Linked DNA regions of Homo sapiens: region 1 is linked to region 2. A link is an interaction called in ENCODE POLR2A ChIA-PET data of the cell type or tissue named here. Cell type or tissue: A673. All regions are shown on one strand.

Evidence for each region. ChIA-PET counts read pairs that join two places held together with the same protein. Peaks named below come from ENCODE experiments on the same cell type or tissue, not always from the same donor. Only the 100,000 strongest peaks of a DNase experiment are listed, where the experiment ranks them.
Region 1: POLR2A ChIA-PET joins it to region 2 with 7 read pairs; 2 of 35 experiments call an interaction of 5 or more read pairs at or near these places.

The regions. Positions count from the first base shown.
Region 1 is chr7:69,284,650-69,288,649 of GRCh38, reverse strand. LOC105375345 (a long non-coding RNA gene) reads left to right here. Exons shown (of 4, transcript XR_927650.3): 3 at 2,342-2,500. Among named protein-coding and RNA genes, the nearest start is that of CT66, 310 kb to the left of the region's middle. In A673, no CTCF peak of the experiment used is centred here; no DNase peak of the experiment used is centred here.
Region 2 is chr7:69,410,714-69,414,713 of GRCh38, reverse strand. No RefSeq gene overlaps it. Among named protein-coding and RNA genes, the nearest start is that of CT66, 180 kb to the left of the region's middle. In A673, no CTCF peak of the experiment used is centred here; a DNase peak (open chromatin) is centred at 1,913.

The sequences.
Region 1 (4,000 bases), 130 kb after region 2:
TATTATTTTGGGGTGGAGAGGGAAGTGGGTGGAAGCAGAGGTTGACACAAGATTGATCCGTAGTTGTGAGTTACTGATATTTGATGAGGTACATGAGGGTTCATCATGGTGATCTCTGTAAATTGTGTGTTCTTAAAATTTTCTATCTAAAATGTTAAAAAGTTATGGAGTAAAAATCCTTATCAAATTGCCTGTGGTAGTGTCTGGGTTCAGTTTTGTCTTTCCCTTTTAAAGCTCCCTAGGTGATTTTAATATGCAACCCAAATTCCAGAACCTTCTTTGATTTTCCTTAACAACCTTTCTGCACTGGGGTTTGGAACTCAGTCCCTCTAGAGAGACGCCGTCCTGGGGAGGCAACTCTCTCCCTTGTGATGGACTTCATCTCGAAACTTTTTCATTTACTTTGGTTTCAGGGTTGCAAGATCTATTTTTCTATTAGTTTTTCTAATTTCCCCAGCTGGTTTGAAACTTCAGGAAGTTAATAGCCATTTTGTATTTGGCTTATTTTGCCCTCGAGACCTCGGAGAATGCCTGCCAGTAATGAGCTGACCCATTTTTAGAAACAGGGTGTGGTTCTTAAGACTTCGCTGTCTCTTTCCTTCAAACAGGAAATGCTCATGTTCATGGGCATCTGCTTGGAAATCAGTTCAATTCAATTTTAAGATGCTAGATAGGCCAGGCGTGGTGGCTTACACCTGTAATCCCAGCACTTTGGGAGGCTGAGGCGGGAGGATTGCTTGCGACCAGGAGTTTAAGACCAGCCTGGGCAACACAGCCACTCCCTAGCTCTACAAAAACTTAAATGAAAAATTACCCAGGTGTGGTGGCACATGCCTGTAGTCCCAGCTACTCAGGAGGCTGAGGCAGGAGGATCACTTGAGCCCAGGAATTCAAGGCTGCAGTGAGCCATGATCACTCCACTGCACTTCAGCCTGGGAGAAAGAGTGAGGTTCCATTTCAAAAAAAGGAAGGAAGGAAGGAAGGAAGGATGGAAGGAAGGAAGGAAATGCACGCATGGCTGTTGGAGGGAGTTAGCAATCATTCAGGAGGAGGAAGCGAGTGTGAGAAATTCCTAAGGGGAGGCCAGGCATTGTGGCTTACATCTGTAATCCCAGCACTTTAGGAGGCCGAGGCAGGGGAATCACTTAAGGTCAGGAGTTCAAGACCGCCTGGCCAACATGGTGAAAACCCGTCTCTGCTAAAAATACAAAGATTTGCCGGGTGTGGTGGTGCATGCCTGTAGTCTCAGCTACTCAGGAGGCTGAGGCAGAAGAATCACTTGAACCCAGGAGGTGGAGGTTGCAATGAGCTGAGATTGTGCCACTGCAGTCCAGCCTGGGTGACAGAGTAAGACTCTGTCTAAAAAAAAAAAAAAAAAAAGAAAGAAAAGAAAAGAAAAAAGAGAGAAATTCCTAGGAGGCCTCTTCTTCTACCCACCTGCCTTGAGTTTTTAATCAGATCAGGGAGAGCCCTGTGGGATGCAGTTTCAAATGAGCCCCTCATGAATGGAGGGCAAGGACTGTTTGTACTGGAGCTGATGAACTCCCAGGAAGACTGTGGACCCAAGGACCACCCCTTAATCCCATGCACAAAATGCTGGACAAGAACAGAACTTCCCCAGAGTGGGACAAGAATGTTGGGTCTATCAGCTCCGTCTAGCAACACTGGTTGGGTGCAACCTACACAGTCGCACAGGGTCAGGCACTTGGTTGATGCTCTGCTATCGCTGTCTTGAAATTCGTAATCATTTTTAAATAAGAGGTCCTACATTTTCATTTTGCACTGGCTCCCTGCCAATTTTGTCCTGTTGAGAGGAATGATTTTGAATGTGATGTTGTGGGGAGGGTCAAACCATCTCTTGATTCAGGCCCAAAAGATCTGGTAACTTGGAAGCCTAGGGGTGTATTAAACAAAATTTTCTTTCTTTTTCTTTTTCCTTTTTTTTTTTTTTTTTTTTTGAGAAGGACTTTCACTCTTGTTGCCCGGGCCGGAGTGCAATGACACGATTTCAGCTCACCGCAACCTCCACCTCCTGGGTTCAAGCGATTCTCCTGCCTCAGCTTCCCAAGTAGCTGGGATTACAGGTGTGCACCACCACGCTCGGCTAATTTTTGTATTTTTAGTAGAGATGGGGTTTCATCATGTTGGCCAGGCTGGTCTCGAACTCCTGCCCTCAAGTGATCTGATTGCCTCGGCCTCCCAAAGTGTTGGGATTTCAGGCGTGAGCCACTGCACCTGGCCCTTCATTTTCAAATATGCTGAATAATAGGATTTAATTAAAAGGGACATGATTGAACATCAACATAGTAGCCAAAATAGCCTCTGAAAAATTATTTTACAGCAGCAGTTCTCCAAGTGAGGTCCCTGGACCAGCAACAATCAGCATTATCCAGAAAATGTGAATTCTCAGGCCCTACCCAGATCTGTGGAAGCAGAAACTCTTGGGGTAGAGCTTAACAATCTGTGGGTTAAGAAGTCCTCTGGGTAATTCAAATGCATGGTAAGGCACCTCCCCTTGCACATTAAACCCTGTTGAATTATGAATTGATCTGACACCCTCCCACATGTGAGAACCTGACTGTTTACAAAGGAAGAGCTTTCCCACCCCCTGGCTCATCTGACTGTTTACAAAGGAAGAGCTTTCTCACCCCTGGCTCATTTGTTGTGATTGACACCTGGGCCACCACACAGCCCTCTTAGCTACTTCTTATTGTTCCCAGTCTTTAAAATCTACCTCATGGAGTTTTCATCAAGTTACAATTCCACCTAGCAGAAGATTACAGGAGAAGAAGTAGAGTAAGAAATGCAAATGGGAGAGCTTCATGTGAAAAAGGACAAAAGATGGAGGGGATATTTGGTTGATTTTTGCCAGCTATTGCAGTCTCTTTCTCATTTATCTATCATATCTATGTATCTATCCATGTATGTATATATGTATCATCTATCTATCATCTATCTATCTATCTATCTATCTATCTATCTATCTATCTATCTATCTATATTAGTCTGTCCTCAAGCTGCTATGAAGAAATGCCCGAGACTGGTTAATTTATAAAGAAAAGAAGATTAATTGACTTACAGCTCCACATGGCTGGGGAGGCCTCAGGAAACTTACAATCATGGTGGAAGGCACCTCTTCACAGGGCGGCAGGAGAGAGAATGAGTGAAAGCAGGGGAAATGCAAGATGCTTATAAAACCATCAGATCTTGTGAGACTCACTCATTGTCACGAGAACAGCATGGGGAAAGCTGCCCCCATGATTCAATTACCTCCACCTGGTCCTGCCCTTGACATGTGGAGATTATGGGAATTACACTTCAAAGTGAGATTTGGGTGGGGACACAGAGCCAAATCATCTCTCTATCTGTCTCTATCTATCTATCTATCTATCTATCTATCTATCTATCTATCTATCATCTATTTATCTATCTGTATATCATCTATCTATTATCTATCATCTATCTGTGTTTGTCTACCTTTCTTCTATTTATGTAACTATCCTCGTGTATGACCTTCTGTCAGTCTGTCTGTCCCTCTGTGTACCTGTCTCTTTGACCGTCTACCTATATGTCTGTATGTGTATCTATTCATGTATTTGCATTTTGTTTTTTTGAGACAGAGTCTCACTCTGTTGCTCAGGCTAGGCTGGAGTACACTGGTGCGATCTTGGCTCACTGCAACCTCCGCCTCCCAGGTTCAAATCATTTTCCTGAGTAGCTGGGATTACAGGCATGCACCACCACGCCCGGATAATGTTTATATTTTTAGTAGAGATGGGGTTTTGCCATGTTGGCTAAGCTGGTCTTAAACTCCTGAACTCAGGGTGATCCGTCCCCCTCAGCCTCCCAAAGTGCTGGGATTACAGGCGTGAGCCACTGCACCCAGCGTACATATTTTTTTTAACTGAGATGAAGGATAATGGAGAGTGAAAAGGAAGGGAAAGAGGGGGAAAAGGACTTGAGTAAAATTTGTAACCTCTAGGAGCCTCAGATTCTTCAG
Region 2 (4,000 bases):
GAGGCCATTATCCTTAGTGAACTAACACAGGAACAGAAAACCAAATATCGCATATTCTCATTTATAAGTGGTAGCTAAATGATGAGAACACGTGGACAAATAGAGGGAAATGGCACACACTGGGACCTTTCAGAGAGTGGAGGGTGGGAGGAGGGAGAGGATTAGGAAAAATAACTAATGAGTACTAGGCTTAATACCTGGGTGATGAAATGATCTGTACAACAATCCCTCATGACACAAGTTTACCTATGTCACAAACCCATACTTGTACCCCTGAACTTAAAATAAAGGTTAAGACCAGCCGGGCGCGGTGGCTCATGCCTGTAATCTCAGCACTTTGGGAGGCCGAGGTGGGTGGATCACGAGCTCAGGAGATCAAGACCATTCTGGCTAACCCTGTCTCTACTAAAAATACAAAAAATAGCCGGGTGTGGTGGCAGGAGCCTGTAGTTCCAGCTACTAGGGAGGCTGAGGCAGGAGAATGGCGTGAACCTGGGAGGCGGAGCTTGCACTGAGCCAAGGTGGCGCCACTGCACTCCAGCCTGGGTGACAGAGCGAGACTCCATCTCAAAAAATAAATAAATAAAATAAAATAAAATAAAATAAAATAAAATAAAATAAAATAAAATAAAATAAAGGTTAAGATCCCTCCCTCCACAAAAAAACCCCACAAAGTATTATCAAGAAAGAGAAGGTGGTAAGTTGCAGGGACTCATGCCTGTAATCCCAGCACTTTGGGAGGCTGAGGTGGGCAGATTGCTTGAGGTCAGGAGTTCAAGACCAGCCTGGGCAACGTGGCAAAACCCTGTCTCTACAAAAAACACAAAAATTTGTTAGGCGTGTTGGACAAAGGTTCAGGATGAAGTTAGTGAACCAGGTGAAGGTGTCAGAAATCTGTTCTTGGTGTAGTTGTTTCCATCGTAGGCTAAGGCCACTGCAAATGTGGAGACACTGAAACAGTGGTAGATTTCACCTGTATGGAACCAACTGGGGGTACTGCATAGAGCATGGTTCTCACACTGCAGACTGTTAAAGCCCCTGGGGGGCTTTTAAAGATCCCCATGCCCAGGCCACGTCATAACAAATCAGAATCTCTGCAGGGGCACCCGGGCATCAGCACTCTTTAAAGTTCCCCAGGTGATTTCAACGTGCAGCCACATTGAGACGGAGTGGCATAGCGTTAAGAGACCGGACCTGAAGGCACCTGTTCCATGCTGGCACTAGCACTTTACGAATTATGCGATCTTGGACACATTGCTTAACTTCTCTGAGCTTCAGTTGTTCAGATAGAATTTAAAGGGATTGGACTGGCCGGGCGCGGTGGCTCATGCCTGTAATCCCAGCACTTTGGAAAGCCGAGGTGGGAGGATCACTTGAGCCCAGGAGTTTAAGACCAGCATGGCCAACATGGTGAAACCTCGTCTCTACTAAAAATAACAAAAATTAGCCAGATGTGGTAGTGCACACCTATAATTCCAGCTACTCAGGAGGCTGACGCAGGAGAATGGCTTGAACCCGGGAGGCAGAGGTTGCAGTGAACCGAGATCGTGCCACTGCATTCCAGTCTGGGTGACAGAGCAAGACTGTCTCAAAAAATAAAAATAAATAAATAAATAAATAAATAAATAAATAAATAAATAAAGGAGTTAGGCTAAACGATCTTATTGGTGGTTTAAAAAAATGGCCACAAAATTCTTTGAGAGGTAGGGTCTCTGCCCCTCCCATGGAATCTGGACTCTGGGACTGCTTGGTCAATAGAAAACGGCAGACGTGATGCTGCTCTGGATTCCAGTATCCGTCTTCAGAAACCAACAGCTTCTACTTCCTGCCTTGTGGGACACTTGCTTCTCGAAAGCAGCCACCAGGCTGAGCAGCCCAGGTCACATGGAGAGACCGTGTGTAGAGAGTGACGTGAGTGCAATAGCTTTAGATGATATCAGTCCCAGCCATTGAGTCATTCTCAGCCTTTGAGCCTTTGTAGCTGATGCCTTGGATAGACGCGGTAGAGCAGAGACAAGCTGTCCCCATGGTGTCCTGCCCAAATTCCTCACCCACTGTGTCCATGAGCAGAATGAACTTGGTATTTTTCTTTGTGAAGTTTTTGGGTGGGTAGTTATGCAGCAAAGATAATTACAACAATCTTTAACCTGCACATTTAAGGAGTATTACAGAGTCATAGTATAGGGGAATGTTTGAGAGGGTAAACTCTGGAGGCAGACAGTCTAGGTTTAAATCCTGGTGTCATTTTTCTCTAGCTGTGTGAATTTGGATAATTACTTACCCTTTCTTTCTTTCTTTTTTTTTTTTTTTTGGAGAGACATGATCTTGCTCTGTCACCCAGGCTGGAGTGCAGTGGTGCCATCATAGCTCACTGCAGCCTCCAACTCCTGGGCTCAAGGATCTTCCCACCTCAGTCTCCCAAGTAGCTGGGACTACAGGTACACACCACCATACTCGGCTAATTTTTAGATTTTTCTTTTTGTAGAGATAGGGAGGAGGGGGTCTCCCTGTGTTGCCCAGGCTGGCCCCGAACTTCTGGCCTCAAACAATCCTCCTGCCTCAGCCTCCCAAAGTGGTGGGATTACAGGTGTGAGCCACAGTACCCAGCGCTACCTACCCTTTCTAGGTCTCGCTTCCTCCATCTGAAATGGGATAATAGTCATTTAAATCATAGGGTTGTTGTGAGGATTAAATAACTTAATATTAAGGTGTTAATATTAATGCTTAATCTGGGACTTAAGGAGTGAGTCTGCAGTGATTCTGAGAATGATGGTGATAAAGAAGGTGGCTCAGCCTTGTGTGCTCTGTAGCTTGCAAGATGTTTGGGGGTGGCCTGGGGTGGTGGGGGCTGCTGCATAAACTGAGCGTGATGTGCATTTTCCTGGTGCGTGTTCCACGTTGCTAAGTACATGCAGAGATACACATTGTTCTTAACGATTCAGCAGGTGTTCAAAGGCACCTTGGGAGTGTGTAGCATGTCTCTGGACCTGTCACTGTCACATTGCTCAGAAATTGGATTCTGCAGGGTGGAAACATGTGGCTTGTTGGCAAGGCAACTGGTTCAGAGCAGGGACATTCCCAGGCTAAGAGAGTGCGCCTTGTCCATTGGGTTACAGCCCTCATAAAAGCCTGTTTGAGTGTTTGTTTGTTTGTTTTGATATGGAGTCTCGCTCTTTCACCCAGGCTGGAGTGCAGTGGTGCATTCTCAGCACACTGCAACATCCGCCTCTTGGGTTCCAGCGATTCTCCTGCCTCAGCCTCCCGATTAATTGGTGTTTGCATTCTTTTCTGGATGCTCTGAGACATCGGACCACTGCGAGTGGTGAGGGGAGGATGGCTCCAGCTGCGCTCCTTTCTTATACACCCTGGCTGCTAAAATCAAGCATCAGACCCACAAAGTGTGGGAAATGCTGGACCTGGTGGAGGAGGGAGGCCACGCAGCCCCGAGCACTTCTGACTTTGGTCTTTTTTGCCTCCACATAGATGGAGACCCGAGAGAGGGTTTGTCTGTACTTCTGCATTTGAGGTCATCAATTTCCATTTAAAAACCAGAAGTGGGCTGGGCTCTGTGGCTCATGCCTGTAATCTCAGCACTTTGGGAGCACCAGGAGGGTGGATTACCTGAGGTCAGGAATTCGAGACCAGCCTAGCCAACATGGTGAAACCCCATCTCCACTAAAAATACAAAAAGTAGTCAGGCATGGTAGTGGACCCCTGTGATCCCAGCTACTTGGGAGGCTGAGGCAGGAGAATCGCTTGGACCCGGGAGGTGGAGGTTGCAGTGAGCCGAGGTTGCGCCACCGAACTCAGCCTGGGCGACAGAGTGAGACTCTGTCTCAAAACAAAAAACAAAACACAAAACCAAAAAACCCAAAAACAATCTTTGTCTTTTTGAGCTCCAGTCAGGAGAGACATAGATAAAAAATAAAATGTGGTTTATTAGTGATAAGTGCTGTGTAGAAAATAAAGCAGGGAAGAAAGATGGAAACTTACAGAGTCG